2 separate regions of the Homo sapiens genome follow, and region 2 is linked to region 1. Evidence: chromatin loops called from intact Hi-C (ENCODE). Cell type or tissue: heart right ventricle. All regions are shown on one strand. Each heading gives the region's core, and the rest is flanking DNA. Links, peaks and the distances in the headings are about the cores only. Region 1 has its middle 50 kb from the start of LINC03007. Region 2 overlaps LINC03007 (long intergenic non-protein coding RNA 3007).

Evidence for each region. Peaks named below come from ENCODE experiments on the same cell type or tissue, not always from the same donor. Only the 100,000 strongest peaks of a DNase experiment are listed, where the experiment ranks them.
Region 2: a loop joins it to region 1, with 4 times the contacts of the local background. A loop is called at or near these places in 16 of 110 quality-filtered maps.

The regions. Positions count from the first base shown.
Region 1 is chr7:25,837,306-25,842,684 of GRCh38, forward strand. No RefSeq gene overlaps it. Among named protein-coding and RNA genes, the nearest start is that of LINC03007, 50 kb to the left of the region's middle. In heart right ventricle, for the core only: no CTCF peak of the experiment used is centred there; a DNase peak (open chromatin) is centred at 3,126; H3K27ac peaks cover 2,921 bases.
Region 2 is chr7:25,751,821-25,757,199 of GRCh38, forward strand. The region is part of intron 1 of LINC03007 (long intergenic non-protein coding RNA 3007); the gene reads right to left. Among named protein-coding and RNA genes, the nearest start is that of LINC03007, 36 kb to the right of the region's middle. RefSeq lists an enhancer at 463-2,842. In heart right ventricle, for the core only: no CTCF peak of the experiment used is centred there; DNase peaks (open chromatin) are centred at 2,430 and 2,681; H3K27ac peaks cover 2,596 bases.

The sequences.
Region 1 (5,379 bases), core at 319-5,318:
ACTATCCCAGTGAAACATTACTCAGTCTTAAAAAGGAACGAAGTTCTGACTTTTTTGGATCTTACTAATATTGCACTGGAATTTTGCATAAATCTTTTTAAGCCCAATTTAAACCACCTATGAGCCCAAAACAAGTCTAACCTCACTAAATTATAAATTGTTGAAGCATCCTGGATGAGGCTTAATTTGATTCAGATCTAAGCTAAGTGCAGAGCCAAAAATCACATTCCCACCTTTTTAAGTGCAATAACATGGATGAAGCTTGAAGACATTAGGTTAAGAGAAATAAACAAGACACAAAAGGACAATATTGTATGATTCTGCTTATATAAGATACGTAGACTAGGCAAATTCATAAAGACAGAAAGTAGAATAAAGGCTACCAGGGTCTGAGGGTAAGGGGGAATGGAGAGTTTTTATTAATGGGTACAGAGCTCCAGTATGAAATAAAAAATTCTGGAAATTTATAGTGGTGATGGTTGTATAACACTATGAATGTACACTTAAAATGGCTAAAATGGCCACTTTTATGTTATATATATTTTATAATTAAAAATTAGAAAAATAAGGCTTGAAAGATCAAACATTTGGGATAAAAAGAACTGCAACTTAAACTATACTGTGTAGCACACTTCTATCCTTCTGCAATACTTTCTTCATCTTTTCTGTCTTCATTAGCAGAACCTCTTGAAGACTCCACATAGTATCTCTTATTTTGCAAATAAGAAGACTAAGACTTGTAATAAATTGTTCAAGTGTACCCCCAGATTGGCACTAGAATGTGGATGCCCTGGTTTCCATCCTTTTAGCCAATGACCTGTATCCCCTAACTTCAAGGTTATGAGACACTTACCTTATGCTATAAAGAAAGAATATGTGTTCCTAATTTAAATTTTATTTCTCTGCTTTCCATGTAGCCAAAGTCCACAGAGTGAAGGCACCCTGCCATGCACATATCAAATGCTCAGTAAGCAATTTTTCATCATCATTAAAAGCAATTTATTACTCACATATCTGTTACCAAGAAAGACAGTAATCATCTAGAGAGAGACATAAAAACAACCAGATGGAGATTCTTGATTTTGTTATTTGATGAAATACATAGAAAATGATAATTCCTTAGCAACGGATTATTAGAAAATAAAAAAGATGATTAGGGGCATGGATGATTCCTAAAGAGATCATTGATGATCCACAAAGATCAGAAAGCATGTGAATTTAAGGTTTATTATCCAAATCTATTTTTGACAGCTCTTTAAGGCTGAAGAAGTGTTAGCTAATAAAGTAACATTAGACTTGCTGATGTGGGAAGGTTTTAACGTCTGGTTCTCACTCAATGAAACATGAGTTTCAGAACTCCATATATTCCATTTACCCAGACCTCCAAAAGAAAGTCTTTTCTAAGGTCAATTATAACACCTCCAGATGGACCAGAGCAGCATTTCCCAAAGTGTCCGCCAGGGAATTTGAGTGCTAAAAGATGTACCTCAAAGAAAAAAAAAAATTTCTGTGGTCAATTAAGTTGGGAAATTCTGCTAAACAAAATCGCCCACTTGAAGATGTACTTTACACTTCAGCATTTTAACATCTCTCTTTTCTGTGAAAGTATCAGCCACTCCTCACCTTTGCCATGCTTCCATGTGGGAGGAGTGTACTTCCTGGCCCATCAGGAAGCTTGGCCAAGGGACTCGCCTTAGCCAATGGAATGAGAGCAAATGTACACCACATCTAAGCAGAAGCTTTAAATGTACTTGAATCGTTTGGGTCAACCTCTTTGTTCCTACCCTCTGCTATGAGAAGAGTGTTCCAGAGAGGGGCTGCTCCTCCAGCCTACATCCTGGGATGGAAAGAAATGTGGAGCTCAGCAGAGCCCAAAGCAAGCCAGAGCTGACCTACAGAACTGGAAACCAGAAGTAATGTCAGGAGAGGCTTTCCCATCTGAAAGATAATGAAACACCTGCTATTCCTGAGGAGTCCACTAGAGGATGAGACTCATCCAGCCATCCAACCGAGAGATAAGTGGGGAAACTTTGGCAAAAGGACTGTTGGTGAGTATTTAATATATATGATTGTAGAGCTAGGATTAAACTAAGGGTGAGAACATGAATAAGTATGCAAATGTTATAGTTCTGACATAATAGGTGGATTGATATTGTTGGGAGCCAGGGTTGGTTCTAACTGTAAAGAAAAGAATTAAAAAAGGAGTGGGGACAGCAAGGGAGGGCTTTATGTGATTAGATTGGACTTGGAAGTGTCAATATAAACTCATGACGTCATTAAAATTTTTTTATTTTTTTTGCATCCTAAAAGCAATGACATTCCATTTAGCTGTGAGCACACCTGGCACCCCAGTCTTAGTTTATAAATACCATTGCTAACTGAAAGGAGCCAGGGATCTTTGGAGAAATGGTTGATTCCAGGGCTGGGGTGGTGAAGGTAAAGATGAGTCTGGAACATTTTGCCTTGCAAGAAAGTTAAAAAGGTGCCCACAAAAATGATAGCAATATGTCAATAGAACACAGAAGTCAACCTGAAAGGGTTCCCACTGGCCAAATGTGGGGCAATTTAAGCATCAAAACAAAAGGATTAGGCCAGGCATGGTGGCTCATGCCTGTAATCCCAGCATTTTGGGAGGCTGAGGCTGGCAGATCACCTGAGGTCAGGAGTTCAAGACCAGCCTGGCCAACATGGCGAAACCTCATCTCTGCTAAAATTACAAAAAGTAGCTGCACATGGTGGCGCACGCCTGTAATCCCTGCTACTAGGGAGGCTAAGACACAAGAATCGCCTCAACCAAGGAGGCAGAGGTTGCAGTGAGCCAAGATCTCACCACTGCACTCCAGCCTGGGCAACAGAGCAAGACACTGGCTCAAAAAATAAATAAATAAAAAACAAATTGATTAAAATTAATTTAATAAAATAGTAATCTAAGAGTGAATTATTTCAAAACAAAGAAAAAGAGAAAAAAAGAAAATCCATCCTTAAAAATGGATACAGACCAATAAAGCTGAAAGGAATGGACGCACTCTGGATCTAAGCCTCCCTCACACCTCTTCTCCAGGCCACCTTGTCCAGGTCACAGTCTACACACTTGTATGCACCGGCCCTGGGGAGTGGAAAGAAGCATGCTTATCAACCAGAAGTGTCTAAAAAAGAAAGACTTCTCAAGAGAACTTTTTCCAGTTAGAGGAGCCAAAAATAAATAAATAAATATAGAAGACATAAAAATAGAGCAATGGAGTAACAGAATAAGAAGTGGTGATAAGACCCAGTGACAGGAACATGGAGTCCCAGACCTGCTGACAACAGAGCAGGGAGCTCATAACAAAGAAACAGAAGACAGTTCTGCAATTCCACAGCCCTTGAAACCACAGAGCAAGAAAAACAATTACGCAGCATGAGTTGCCATCACTTTCTGTCTTGAAGCATCACAGATATCAACCATTGATATCGATCGTGGAGTTCTTCCCTACTGCTCCTGGATGCATCCTCAGGATCTTTCTCAACACTACAATCTGCTGGCTTTTCATCCAAGGCAAAGGACATCTTCTCCACATGTATAAGAGTTTTATAACATTGAGGGTAGGAAGTGACCTCTAGTGCTGGGTCTCAATTCAGCATCCATGTTGGTGACAGACCTAAACTAGGGACCTTTACAATAAAAGAGTAGAGAACATTTTGGTATATGTGCTGCCAAAGCAAGCAAGAGTATAGAACATTTTAGAGTTTTTCACCCAAGTAACTATGCTAATTTTAACAATTACAGCAAACTGGTGCCTTAAAGGTTAATTCCTTCCCAGCTATAAAGAATTCTTTCTCTAAGCAGTCCATAAAACTTAAATTTAACTATGGAATGCCAGAACAAGCATGGTTAACTTTTACTAAATCTACCTGTGGCACTGGGAGTTTTTAATGGTCATACTTAAACCAAATGTCAATCAAAAGCGTTTACACCTCCATTTAAGAATTAGCAGTTTAGATTGTAAGGCTCCAAGGGAAATAAAATTCCACCAGTTTTCCCATGATCCCTAAAGTCACAGGAGGCGGGAACTTTTAGCTAAGAACATGAGTATCTTAGAGAAGTAGAATGAGAATGATGCAGAAAAGTTTTAAAAGTTTTTATAATAAGGGAAGGGTATAGCCCTGTTTCTCTCAAGCCCAGATTTCTAGGCCTCAAAGCCCACACATATTTGTACAGCTTCTCTAGGACTACAGAATCTCCTACAAAACATTTAATTTGGTGGCTTAATATGAAAATCATCCTTCAGCATACATTAATCTAGGGTAGGGATCTGCAAACTCTTTCTGTAAAGGGCCAGATAGTAGATTATTTTCAGCTTTGCAGGCCATACAGTCTGTCCAACAGCAACTCTGCTGTTGTAGAAGGAAAGCAGCCATATACAATATATAAACAAGTGAACATGGCTGTGTTCCAATAAAACTTTATTTACAACAAGCAGGCATGGAGCTGGATTTGGGCCACGGCCACAGTTTGCTGAACCCTGGTCAGTTTGCAGAGCATCAAGCGCAGCTGAGTTGCAAACTGGTTTTCCAGATGCAGCTGCCAACTTCCACCTCACCCATGATATGAAACCTTTCCTTCTGGTGGTTCCTAACATGCCTTTGTTTTAAAATCCGAGGGGATGTTCATGTACTAATGGATACATCACTGCCTCCTCTTATTTACAAAGTATTGTGGGGACTACTGGGATTTAGCTTACTAGCAACCTCTCAGCATAAGCAGAGCCAGGAGGCTCCACTGAAAAGACTCCTAATGTACAATTAAAATGTCATCACTGGAGATGCTTTTTTGCACCCTGCACTTGAGTTTGCTGGAAAAGTTCATATTTGCCTTTTCATTCCTCACCCTGCATTCTGATGGCTTCAGGCCTTTAGCATGGGCCATATTTAAATTGTCAAGAGATGTCAACAAATTGTGAGGGACAGCCTCACACTGGCAGCAATTACTACACGGCAATAATCAATGGGAGTCTTTTGTTAGCACTGCAGACTCACCATTGACTCAGGAAGTAAGTGTCCCAGTGGTTTAAGTGAAAGCTGAAATGGACAAGCAGTTTCACCTTAGCTGCTCAAAAGCCACAGACATACGCTTGCCCCATTAATTATTCCTACCCAAAAGACAGGGGCTGTTACCGTCCACTGTCTGCTGTCTGCTAAGGAGAGGGGGTGGCCAGAGACTCACAGACATTCTATTTACGGTGCCAGGAAATGCATCCTTCTTGCTTTCCGAGAAAGGATGATTGCCTTATTCCACTGTGATTCCTTCTATAAATAGGTAAAGGTCACATGTGGAAATGGAGAGTTTTCAAACTTTGCTCATGCTTTTTGATTTCAGATATTATATTTATCTGGCACAAT
Region 2 (5,379 bases), core at 109-5,108, 86 kb before region 1:
TTAGCTTTAGTAACAGAGAGTGTGCCATATTTATTTTAACATCTTTAGACCTACTTCAGCTTGACAAAGTGTATCAGTCTATGCCAGAGGCCTTTCAAATTTCAGTTTAGTCTGTCTAAAACAGGTTTATACCTAGGGGCCCATGCCCATGGTTAGAAAAAAACACAAAGTTGACACTTTTGGCTAGAGAGGGATGGAAGGAGAGAAGAAGGGGAATTTTTCATTGCCTAATACACCAATGTAACGCGAGCGGTCCCAGGAGCTGCTGGAAGATGGACACCCCAATACCTAGACCTGAGCAGGGGATAAAAAAGAGAAAAGAAAAGAAACAAAATTTTGCTAACTGACTAATTTGGGAAGTGTGTTGGGAGGTAGAAGGTAGGCATGTCAAAGAAAAGAAAACTGCAGGGCTGGGGGGAAGTAGGGAAGATTGCTCTTGTTTTATACAAAATCTCCTGAGGAGAGGCAAGAAAACAGGCAAGTAATAAATAACATACTCAAGTTTATCCTGAGCCCAAACAACCCTCAGGGCTGAGGCTCTGCAGACCGCCTTCCCTGCCAGACCCACTGCCACTCATCTGCGGCAAGGGGATGCCTTTCCTGCCTGAACACCCAGGCCTTCAGCCCTGGGTAAAAATATCTGTATTGGTATTTTGTAGCTTTTTCTCCTGCACGCTGATAAAAACAAACCCCGTTTGTTTAAAAATCAACTTCCCCACTCCCTCCGCCCTATTTCCACTCTACTCTCATCCTTTTCCAATTTTTTTTTGAAACCCCTTAAAGGAAATGTCACCCAAACATAAGGAATTGGTCATTAGTATGTCTAATGGTGGACATTTTTTATGTAACGCTCTGAATCTATAGTGAACAAAAGCAACTGTTGAGAACTCTGCAAAAAAACTGCCCAGCAATTTTAAGTTAATGGGCAAGATTAATGGATTGTCATATAATGTGAAGGGAAAGTATTAGAAAGAAATGAAAGTGGCTAGACAAAATTGGTTTGGAATTGGAGTCTACCTGAAGGCCCCTCAGCAAGAACATTACTGTCTGCTGTATTTTCAGCTAAGCAGTGTATTAATTTGAAAGCCATGCCTCGTACGGATACCCAGCACTTAGTGGTTGGTTTTATGTTTAAAATGCTTAGTATGAAACCTGTGCTGAAAATTTGCCCAAACATCTCACAGTTGATTGCAAACCCGAGTGCCTGGGGGCTCTGAGTCCACACCTCAAGAATGCTGGAGTGGGGGGACTTTCTGGCTCCACACCTGGGTTTGTCAAGGCCTCTTCGGGCTGCTGGGAATGTGCCCTGCCTGGGGCCCGCTGCTCTCCTCATCAGCCCTCTGACAGATTAAAACACAACAGGGTCTGTTGCCTGACTGACACATTCCTCTCCTGTCTGCCTCTGAAAGGACTTTATTTAACAGTCCTGGAGTCGGGCTTTGACTGACAGATTGTGAAGGGTAAAAGTCATTCAGTTCCATTAAGCTCTGTAACTGCCCTGGAACAAAACACCTTCCAAAAAAAGTGTCGGAGGGAGGGGAAAATAGAGCTGTGGAGAGTGGGGGCATGAGCTTTCGGGAGAAAAAAAGGGGGTTTCTTTTCAGGTTCAAAAACAATCCTCCTCTTTGCCTTCTGTCTATCAATTAGGGCGGCATTCCCAGAGGGAATACAGGCCCGGCCTCATTGGTGTCATTCAGCTGCCAATCTCCTGACAGAGACACCAAAGGGCCTCATGTAGCGCTGCGGAAACTGTCTGTCAGGCCATCAGCAGCTGCTATGACGACATCGCCTCTGTTTTTCTAGGACTCTTATGGAGGGGGGAGTTCACCCCAACAGAGTCTCAGAGTCTCGACTCCAAACCTCTGTTCATATTTTCCTTTTACAACCCATCCCCAGTGTGAATTTCTTCACAAAAACAACCCCCGGCTCCCTTGCCTGGCTCGGCTACGAGGTAAATAATAGCTTGCCAGCCAAGGACATGGTCTTGGGTGTGAGAAAGGGGTTCTGCTTCTGGGAAAAACCGAGTCGTGACTGAACACATTCAACGACTCTGGCTCAGATGAGTCCAAAGAAACCCGATTTGCAGTGAAAGGTCTCCATCCACCGAAAGGCCTGCACAGGCCGCGTGTGAAGAGCAGTGTGGCCCCACAGACGGCCTCCTGCTCAGCCTTAACCTTGTTTGGGTTGCTGTGGGTTTCATTCCCCTGGAGTTTTGCTTGGAGCCTGAAGGCTCAAGCACAGCTCAACACTTTAAGCCAAACTCAGCACCAAGCAACCACTTCCCACTGCTCTGTTTTTCTGCCTTGCTCCCCGCTTTCCCCAAGGCCTGACTTACACGGCTGCCTTGAGTTTGCCCCAAAGATTCCTCAGCCTCAGCTGATCACACAGAAGACCCAAGAGTACAAAGGAAGGGCCCGTTTACCCGAGCTTTCTGGCTGGACTGGGGAAAATATCTTTACCCCCTCCCTGCCCTCAACTCCCTCCTGTCCACTCCAGATTCTGCCTAAGACTTGGGGAGGCAGATCCGGGCCACCAATGGCCACCTGCAAAGATAGTGGTTGTCTCTGCATTCTGTAAAGGCTGTGTTTGTGATTCCTGGCATTTCCCTGGAAGTGTTTTCACATTACAGGGAGCTGCTTCCAAATGGTAATGATAGCACTTTGTACCAAACTGAGAGCTGGAGCAAGTTGCTGCCAAGCCCCCATGGTCGGGCCATCGTGTTGCAACGCTTCTGCTTCTATTACAGTTCTTCACATGTTCCACCCGAACCGTACAAAATGTTTAGCCAAACCCTGTAAGAACATGTACATAAAGCTGTCTCCATGCTGCCAAGGTGGTAAAGTCGATCTTTTTTCTTCCTTAAGTCTGAAAGCTCTGCTAAGGTCCAACACTTCCTGAGCATAAACTCCATCTGGGGTGGCTAAAATCTGTCTACAGGGCAATATACTGATTTTAGACACCCAGATGCTGGGCCTTGGATATGCACTACCTAAATGAAGACACTGCCTGGGGAAATTCAGAATTAACTAGATTTTTGGCACTGGGAGTATATGCAGAGAGGAGCAAATGGACAGGATGATGCGAGGGAGAGAGAGGTTGATGTGATTGTCACCTTCCTGCTCTGCAGCCTCAGGAAGACACACTCAGAAGCCAGCCCTTTGCCATCTGCATGGATAGAAATGGCAACAGTCATGGGAGGCACTGATAGTTCACTAATGAGTGAATATTTCCACATTGCTTTGCAGGTCTTTGGTTATTGCAGCACATTTTCATTACTGAAGCAGAGAAGAAACCAACCTAAGGAATTGGGCAGGCCACCAGGGATATACACAAAGTGCTCTCACCTCCTGGGGCATCACCAAAAAGAGACTTTAGTCGCTGGATCAAAGGCTATTGGGAACATTTCACTCAGGATGAATTATCTTGAAAACACCACCTGGAGTAGCCCCAAATAAGCAGATGCTTTGGAGCTCCTGGATGCTGAGTGGTGGCACAGATTCCCATCCTGGGGCTCCGTGTCACCATCCAATGTCTGGTAACCCCATCCATTCCCTTTGTATCTTCCACAAAGACTTCAGATCCTCACACTTCAGGCCTTCCAAAAGCTTCTCAATTGAAGGCCCAATAGTCTAAGATCTGAATATTGAATTGCCTTTGCTGGAAAGACAACTGTCTTTGTTTACTGCTTTCTCAAGCAATTCCTGGCTGTTTATGCCACCTGAGATTCTACATAGTTCTCTCTGGCCTTGTGTTCCAACATCTATTATATTAGGTACTGTGCCTCTCCTGTTTTTCTTTCCATTGTGCTAGGGAAGAATTAAAGGGTCCTTTGAGCCCTCAAGACAGTGATGTGTATAGTATTCATTGTGTAACATCTTATTTGATTTTTTTTTTTCTTTGAGGTGGAGTCTTGCTCTGTTGCCCAGGCTGGAGAGCAGTGGCGCCATCTGGGCCCATTGCAAGCTCCACCTCCTGGGTTCACGCCATTCTCCTGCCTCAGCCTCCCAAGTAGCTGAGACTACAGGCGCCTGCCACCACGCCCAGCTAATTTTTTGTATTTTTAGTAGAGACGGGGTTTCACCGTGTTAGCCAGGATGGTCTCGATATCCTGACCTCGTGATCCACCCGCCTCAGCCTCCCAAAGTGCTGGGATTACAGCCGTGAGCCACTGCACCTGGCCCTTGGTTGAATTTTTATCCTTACAGTATTTCCCCTTGACTGGTTACGTTGTGGGTAATCTTCAACCAAACCTGTTACAGTTTAATTTTAGCTAAATAAATAGTTCCTACTATTTAGTAAATATATGTAAGTTTAGACAATTTGTTCTTATTTCTGTGAGTAGATTCCCCCCCACTGTAAATTAGCTTAATCCTAATTAATCTTAATTAACATTACTCAGGTTCGTATTATAGCAATAAAATACATCATAAGCACCACCATTCCATCTTTTCATTTCATTCATGCAAACTATGAGGCCAAGAAAGACATGCTTGCCATGCACCTCCCCAACTCAGGAAAATTCTAATTCACAAATATAAATACATAACATGCCACTTGGTGTTGGTGTTACAACTTTTAGTCCATCTCCAGAATGAGATAGAAAGTAAGGACTTGAATGATCACCTAGCATCCCCATGGACACAAATCCTATGAGGATGGCGCCAATATGTTCCTCAGAATGTTATGAATTTCTAAAATGTCACATATGCCCATGTGCAAAGATCTATAAAACTTCATTATTGTTACAATTATGCACCATTTTCTGTTAGCCACACAAAGAAATCTCTTGATAAAACAAAAATAACTTTGAAGGACATGGTATACAGAAAGTGTCAGAATAACCAAAATGATTGACTGAAAAAAATCCAATATATCATCCTTAAATAACAAAACTACACAGATGAGAAGTGTGTTCTTGGCACATCAAGGAAGCATTTGGAAGAGCTCATTTGAATAGATGAATGGAATTGATCTATTAAAAGCACAGAGACAGCTGTCAGACCTCAAAACAGTAATGAGGCTAAATTTTCCCAAGTTAAGACTTTGATCCTCAGCAATGATCTTAGACTTGTGATCAAAGATACCCAGGCACTTTAATCTTCACTTTACTTTCCTAAATCCCATGGATTATAATATCATGACTTTACAAGAATAATCACTATACAGGAGAAGACTGGCTTTTTAAAAAGGAACTCAGCTAAGAGAAGCCAAGCTAAAGGTGAAGTTACCTCTGGTTAGGAATGTGGAGTACCCAGTGCCCTCTTAATAACAGTGGAGACTATAAATCTAATCCAAATATTTATGAAGTACCTTGTTTCTTTTATATGACTGGCTGGTTTACAAAATGTTGTGCCCTTTAACCTCCAAACTCTTGTGTTG